Regions from separate parts of the Mus musculus genome. Here region 1 is linked to region 2. The links are chromatin contacts, found by POLR2A ChIA-PET in ENCODE. All regions are on one chromosome and are shown on one strand. The core of a region is the stretch at or near the end of the contact, and the rest is flanking DNA. Distances in the headings are between cores, read along the strand shown. Region 1 holds the start of Inafm1 (InaF motif containing 1). Region 2 holds the start of Slc8a2 (solute carrier family 8 (sodium/calcium exchanger), member 2).

What was found. ChIA-PET counts read pairs that join two places held with the same protein, here RNA polymerase II (POLR2A).
Region 1: POLR2A ChIA-PET joins it to region 2 with 16 read pairs in embryonic stem cell. The contact joins the promoter of Inafm1 here to the promoter of Slc8a2 in region 2. POLR2A ChIA-PET finds 5 or more read pairs at or near these places in 3 of 5 experiments (Patski and embryonic stem cell).

Annotation. Positions count from the first base shown.
Region 1 is chr7:16,271,828-16,275,174 of GRCm38, forward strand. It overlaps Inafm1 (InaF motif containing 1), which reads right to left and starts at 1,865. Exons shown (of 1, transcript NM_001136270.1): 1 at 186-1,865. The coding sequence starts at 1,463. The coding sequence ends at 1,071. Ccdc9 (coiled-coil domain containing 9) reads right to left here. Exons shown (of 14, transcript NM_001382411.1): 14 at 2,215-2,589. The coding sequence ends at 2,486.
Region 2 is chr7:16,128,034-16,131,440 of GRCm38, forward strand. Slc8a2 (solute carrier family 8 (sodium/calcium exchanger), member 2) reads left to right here and starts at 1,793. Exons shown (of 10, transcript NM_148946.3): 1 at 1,793-2,388.

The DNA of each region.
Region 1 (3,347 bases), core at 615-3,114, 140 kb after region 2:
GCTGGAGGAAAAACCAGGAAGCAGAAGGGAGGCCAAAAAGGACAGGCAAGAGGACCCCTCCCCCCAACTCACTGCTTGGTGGTGTGCAGTCTTTGAGCTGACAGGCTATGCCCAGGGATACAGGCTGTGACTCTCTGAAAGGGCTGAAGGACAAAGTGGAGACAGAGCAGAAACCAACGCTGTTCTCAGGTTTCGATCACTAGTTTAATTCTGAGCAACAATGTGTTGTCTTCCTTTTACAAGACCAGAGAGATTTAAGTACATTGCTGTACATCATCCCGTGGGGGATGCTGGTAGGACAGAAGGGAACCAGCAGGACAGGTAACACTCCCATCTGACAAGAGGCCTCAGGTTCCTGATGCTGTCCAGCCTAGGGGGAAGGCAGGCCATAAAGGAAACCCCTTCTTGCAGCTGGCCAGCAGAGTATATCCCAGGCCTGCCTACGGCCAAGCCACAGTCATGGGTAAGGGAAAATGGACTCAATCGCATGACTTCTTTATCAGAAGCTACACCAGTCTCAACATGGCACCAACAGCAATGCAGACCAGTTTTGGTTTGGTTCAGCTATATGCTCCACACTTCCAAAGCAGCAAATGTCACCACCCAAACCAGGACAAGCTAGCTTACGGGTGACATCCTCTACCCCTGCCATTGCAAACTATACCAACTGCAGTTTCCAGCACGCACCACTGTCTCCGAAGCTATACGAGATGACACCCCGAAAACTGGTAAGGCCTTTACAGTATCTGACCTTCAATGGCCCCGAAAACTGGCAAGCCGCTTCTCCCCATTCCAACCCAAAAATTACATGTGAGCAATGAGAGAGGAAAGCCTTTAAGGCCGCGCGGCCACGGAGCTAGAAGGGACCAGCGGCCGAGGCCAACGACCACAGACCAGGTAAGCCAGCTGAGGCTGGAGTTTATTGCCGATGAGCGCTGAGTCCCGGGAAGGAGCAAGGTGGAATAAGGTCGGGCAGGATCAGGACCGCGGCAAGGAGAGAGGCGGCGCCGCGCAGGCGAGGCCCGGTGGTGCAGATAGACAGACGCAGGCCACGGTGGGGGCGGGCCAGACTATCCAGGCGCTCGGCGCGCGGTCTCCCGCGTCGCTCCCGGAGCTGGGCGGCGACTGTGGCGGCGACTCCGTGGCAGTCCTGGCTGCGGTCGTGGCCCGCCGGAGGCCCCAAGCAAACAGGATGCGGGTGCGGCCGGAGGCGGGGCGGGCGGTGCTGCTCGAGCACACGGAGCGGCCGCAGCGCTGGGCAGGGGGTCGGCGGGGCCCGCAGGCGGCCGCGTGGGAACCCAGATGAGCCCGTAGTACACAGCAAGCAGCACAGCGGCCAAGGACACACACAGGAAGTAGGCGCAGACAGGGGCGAGCCGCAGCCATCGGCCACGGGGACCCTCGCTCAGCCCCGTACCACCCGGGCTCTCGCCACCACTGCCCACGCAGCTCGAGCCCCGCATCGCGCTGCCCACTCAGCCTGCACCGACCCCGCCCCCACCCCAGGACCGCCTCAAGCAAGCCACGCCCCTTCCAGGACCACGCCTTGTCAGACAGCACCCCCCCCCCAGCTCAGCTACATCCTAGACACGCCCCTACCGCCTCTGACCCACCACTATCAAGATTTCTTAGCTCTACCCCCTCAAGGCCACGCCCACTCGCTCTTCTCCCGCCCTAGCTGTCACATTTCCAACCGCCTATTCCTGTTTTCTACCTCAGCCCTCTCCGCGCTAATCGAACCCCTTCCTTCTTCGACCGACTGCAGCTCTGCACACTAGCATCCCTCTGCCCGCCGGAGCTAAGGTTCCTACTCTGTTGAAGCCGGAGGCCTACGGAGCTTCTGAACGCTAGCCCCGCCCACCGAGCCCCGGCCCCGGCCCTCCCAGTCTCACATCCCTGGACTACTACGAGAGTTCCGAGACCCAGTTCCCTCCATCACCCCTGCTGGCCCCTTCCCCAGCAACTCCGCACCAGCGTAAACTTCTGTTCCCTAGAGGCGAGGGATCCAGGGTGGACTGCAGGGAGGAGAGCAGCCAGCCTGGGAGCCAGGCAAACCTGCGCTGCCGCCCCTCCCAGCAGCATCTTCAGGACTGCGAGACGGCCTGCGGGGTGGGAGGAGAGAGGTGTGAGGATGAGAGGAGCACTCTCGTCCCGCCTCTTCCGCCAGCCAAGCACAGCAGCCTAGCCTGATCAGCTAGCAGCACAGTTCAAAGGTTGGCGGTAGCACGCGTTTAATTCAATCCCTAGCTGCAGGTTCCTGCACACCCAGGCCTCACAGGGACTGACTCCGAGGGTTCGACCAGACGAGTGCGGTCGGACTGGCACCACTGGGTCCTCAGCGAATTTAGAAGACTCCCCTCGGGCCGGGCTCGTTGCTAACCTGCTTCCTCCCCCACTAAGTTTAACCCTGGCCTGGACGGAGTGTAGCAGAAGCAGAGGAGCTGAAGGTTAGTACAGAGCGAGGCACCCTGGTCTGCTGGCGCTGTCAGCGGGCAGCCCCCGGCGGCGGAGCAGCCGCCACCACCTTGCAGAAACGCACCCTCTGGAAGTCTGTGATCTCCGCCGTCTCCTGGCCCTCGGGGCCCACCTCTAAGGAGACAAAAAGCGGTAAATGGAGGACCAGCCTGCCCGACCCACCCTATCCCGCACCTCAGTCAAACCCACCTACAACTTGGCCTCCAGCTTACTCGACCCTCAGGAGGCCCCTGAAGCAGGAGCCCCTCCAATCTAACCCTGTTGACTACTGGGAAGTGCTAGTGTAATGAGCTCATCCACTCCTCCCAGGACCCCAAACTATCCTGTTTGGCCTGGCCCCTTTCCGAAGATGTCCTTGGCTTCCACTCTCACTATTCCTTTGACAGCCTTTCCTGGCCTCTGCTCCACATCTTATTCTACTGCAGGGGAACTAAAAGATGAACACAAGCAGTAACCTGGCTGATCACGTTAAAGTGACCAAGATCAGTCTCTTGCTTCTACTACGTGGGATCTAAAATCCCACTATGGTCTGACCCAAAACCGCTAACCCTGCCTTCAGATAAGTCTTAAGAGCCGGCTCATTCATTAGTTAAAGTCGTTCCTACCTTTAATTAACCATGTTTTACTTTTACAGGATCTCTAACCAAAATCCAGTTTCAAGCTCAAAATCCTATCGCGTCACCCTCTTACCTCTGGGAATATTCAGATTTCAAATCCCACTTTTAGCTCCTTCCCTGAGCCCAACTTCTTCCTTGCCCAGCGTTCAAAGTTATTCACAATTTCTATTGGCTGGGGCCTTAGGGCCCACCCTTTGCACCCCAAAGGCTTGACTCCAGGCCAAACCCAGCACAGCACCTGACTCAGCTCATGCC
Region 2 (3,407 bases), core at 543-3,042:
GTAAGTGAGCATAGATTCTGGTGTGGAGTGTCAAAGCTAGACCAAGGCAGACAGGCCCAAGGAGATACTGTGCTCAAGTAGGTATTGGGGCTCAGCTAAACAGCCCAAAAGGATCGGAGAGACAAGAGTAGTCACCACCCCCATGGTTCCATCAGAGTCTCTAACCCAAGGCCCAGAGGAATTTAGCCCAGAGAAAATGTTGCTTCCCCAACCCCTAACCAGGAATAGAATTGGGGTCTGTAGGGTTGGTAAAATATTAGAGAGGGACTCCAGGCTGGGGGTGGGGCCTGGACGCTTCCTTGGAGGAATATGTGTTTGTGGGGTTGGGTAGGTAGCTGTCACTCCTGCTAGGGAAGTCCACCTGTAAATCTGACCACCCTCCTGCACTGCAAAGGACATCAGATGCCAAGATCCTGACTTCCCAGGCTCCAACTTCCAAAAGCCAGGCCGAAGCGTGGGAAGCTTCAGGGAGTTGGAATTTCCCTCTCCTGGCAGCAGGCCCAAGAGTGTCCCTCCAGAGCTGGCAGCGGGCACGCTGCTGGCAAAGCCAGCCTTCTCTTCCTGTTGTACCATTTTGTGCTCAGCACCTGTCACCTGTCCTCTAGAAAGAGGGAGCCTGGAGTGGCGTTTGTCCTGAGGGTAGTGATGGGAAGGCGAGTGATGCACACATCCTGAGGTGTGTGCATGTGTGCACTTGCAGGCATGAGTGCTTGCACCTGTGCACCTAGTTGTAGTCAACCACCTGAAGGCTTCAGAATCCTAGGACGTTTGGCTTAGGACTTGGCAGTTGGGGGGAAGTTAAGAAGGGGTCTTATGTAGCTAAAGCTGGCCTCTAGCCAAGGGTAACCTTCAACTCCTGATTCACCTCCACTTCTTGATTGCTGGGATTGCAGGCATGCACCACCATGCATAGTGTATACTGTACTGAGGGCAGAGCCCAGGCTTAGTGCATGTTTGGCAAACATGCTACCAACTGGTCCACATCATCAGCCCCCTCCCCCAAAACTGTTTTGATCTAGGTCTTGCTATGGGGATGGCTTGGAACTCAGCCATCCTCCTGTCTCAGCCCCCTGAGTATGGGGATCAAACAGATGTGTGCCGCCACACTGGGTGATCTTGATCCTTCCTTGCCTTGCGAGCCAAGAGGCAGTACAGCATGCGGTAAAGATACAGAACCTGAAGCCACAGTTGCTGCCTCAGTTTCCCCCTCGTAATGTCAAAATGGAGCTAACAACATCTACCTCTGGGGATTGGGAGTGAGACCGTGTTTTGGCGTGGCAGGGGCAGAGGGAATGGTTCTTGTCGTACCTGGGCACTCTGGTAGCAGTTCCCTGTCTTCTGTAAGGTGCTCTGAGCAGGCTGAGCCTGTGAACTTGGAAAGATCTGCCTCCCGACATTCCTTCCCCCACTTCCCCCAGGTCTGCCAGCCTGTGGCTATTTGTAGCAATGACTACATCTCTGGGCCCTTGTATGGAGGGGTTGCTATGCGTGTGTGATCAAAGAGAGGGACTGGGATACCACAGCACAGACTGGTGTACGAACTTGCGCCCTCCATCGCTGTCCTCGGATTCTAGTGCTGAACCCCAAGATTGGGCAACCTGCAGCCCCAGCCCTGCCAAGCCCCTCTACCACCCACTAGCTTCCTTGGCTACGCCCCTTTCCGGGCTCCTCCCTCCTGCCCCTTTGCAGGGCATAGTCTCTGTTCTGTAGCCCCGCCCCTGGTCACGCCTCCTCATATTGGCTCCTCCCTCGGCGGTTCTCTAGTCTGAGCTCCCAGGCCTCACTCCCTCCCATAAACCCTACCCTCTCCTGGCTCCTCTTTTCCTCCAGCGACTATATCCCTCCTCCTGGTGGTCCTTTCCCCAGCTCCCCTGTGCCCACTCTCTCTCCTCCTTCAACTCCTCCCTCTTCCAGGCTGTCCCTGTCCTCCAACCCACAACTACCCTGTTCCCACACACCACCCTGCCTAAATTTCCTCTCTCCCACCTCCTGGTGGTCCTTTCCCCAGCTCACTTGTCCCACCCCCTCCCGTCAGCGGCAACTCCCTCCTTCAGCCTAGACTCTCTTAACGGCTGATTCCCCCGCCCCAGTTCCTCTGTCCCCGCCCCCTTCCCCCGGCCTCCTCCCAAGCTGTATTCCCCTACCTCTCCAGTCTAGCCCCCTCTCCGGGGCTGCTCTCTCAACTCCCCCCTTTTCTCTGTCCCCGCCCCCTCCCCTGGGCTCCGCCCTCCTCCCGGCCCCTTCCCGGTTCCCCTCCTCGCATCCCCTCTCCTCCCTCCTCCCTGCTCTCCCTCAGTCCCCGGCTCCTCTCCCTCTTTCTCCCTTTTCTCCTCGGGCGGAGGCGCCCACCGCGGGGGCCCAGCGGGGACCGGCCCGGCCGCAAGGCAGGTAAGAGCCCGGCGTGGCCGTCCGGAGCCTCTGGGGTTGCGGGAATCCAGGCTGCGCCGCATCGTCAAGTGCGGGGGCTTTCTGAGCCCTGGCTCTGAGTCCTGGCTGCTCCGCTTTCAGCGTGCGCCATGTGTATGGTGTATGTCTGTCTGTCCGTCTCTGGGCACCTGGGTCTGTCTCTCCCCTCCCTCTTCTCCCTCTGCCTGCAGCCAACTCACACCCACACACCTCTGTCTCCGCCCCTGATGCACGGGGAACCTGGAGGAGGCAGATTCCCCGCAGTGTGGACTCCCCCGAGGGCCTGAAGTGCCCCCAACTCCTCCTCACCCCATTTTAGCCCAGGTCTCTCCATCCTCTCAACCTTGACTTTCTGAGACTGGTCCTGCCTACAGCCTAACCAGTGTAATAACATTTGACCAGTCCTTCCAAAGTCTAACTCCCATATCTCTCACTGTCCATTCATTCTTTGGACAACTCTGAGGCACTGTGCTACTCCTGGGCACTGTTCTAAGATCAGGCTAGACAGGTCCTTCTCACAGTCTCACTTCCTCCAGCCTCACACCTTCACAGCGAGGTTGGGTGGGAAAGCAGAAACCTTCTGGGGACTCTACAAAGGGGCTCAGCCTGACGTTTTCCTTCCCTCGGGAAGGGCTCCAGAGAAGGTAGGCGAGGTGCTAACCAACACCTGGGCCAGAGCTGGGGTGAGCTTTCTGCCTACAAGATACCCGCCCTGCGTGGAAGGCGCGTGGGGATTCCAGATGGCTTAAAAGATCACTGGGTTAGGAGCTCCACGCCTTAATGCCACATTTGTGTTCTGCCTCTGACTTGACCAAGTCCTTTCTCTCCCTACTGGTCTCAGTTTAGTCTGCAATCTGCAACTGTGTGTGTGGTGGGGCCCTGTGTGGTTGATGGAAAGAGTAGTGTGTGTGTGTGTGTGTGTGTGTGTGTGTGTGTGTGTGTGTGTGTATGTGTGTTCTGAATTCTGTATTCCCACTCTGCTTTGGATCGCCCCCACCCCC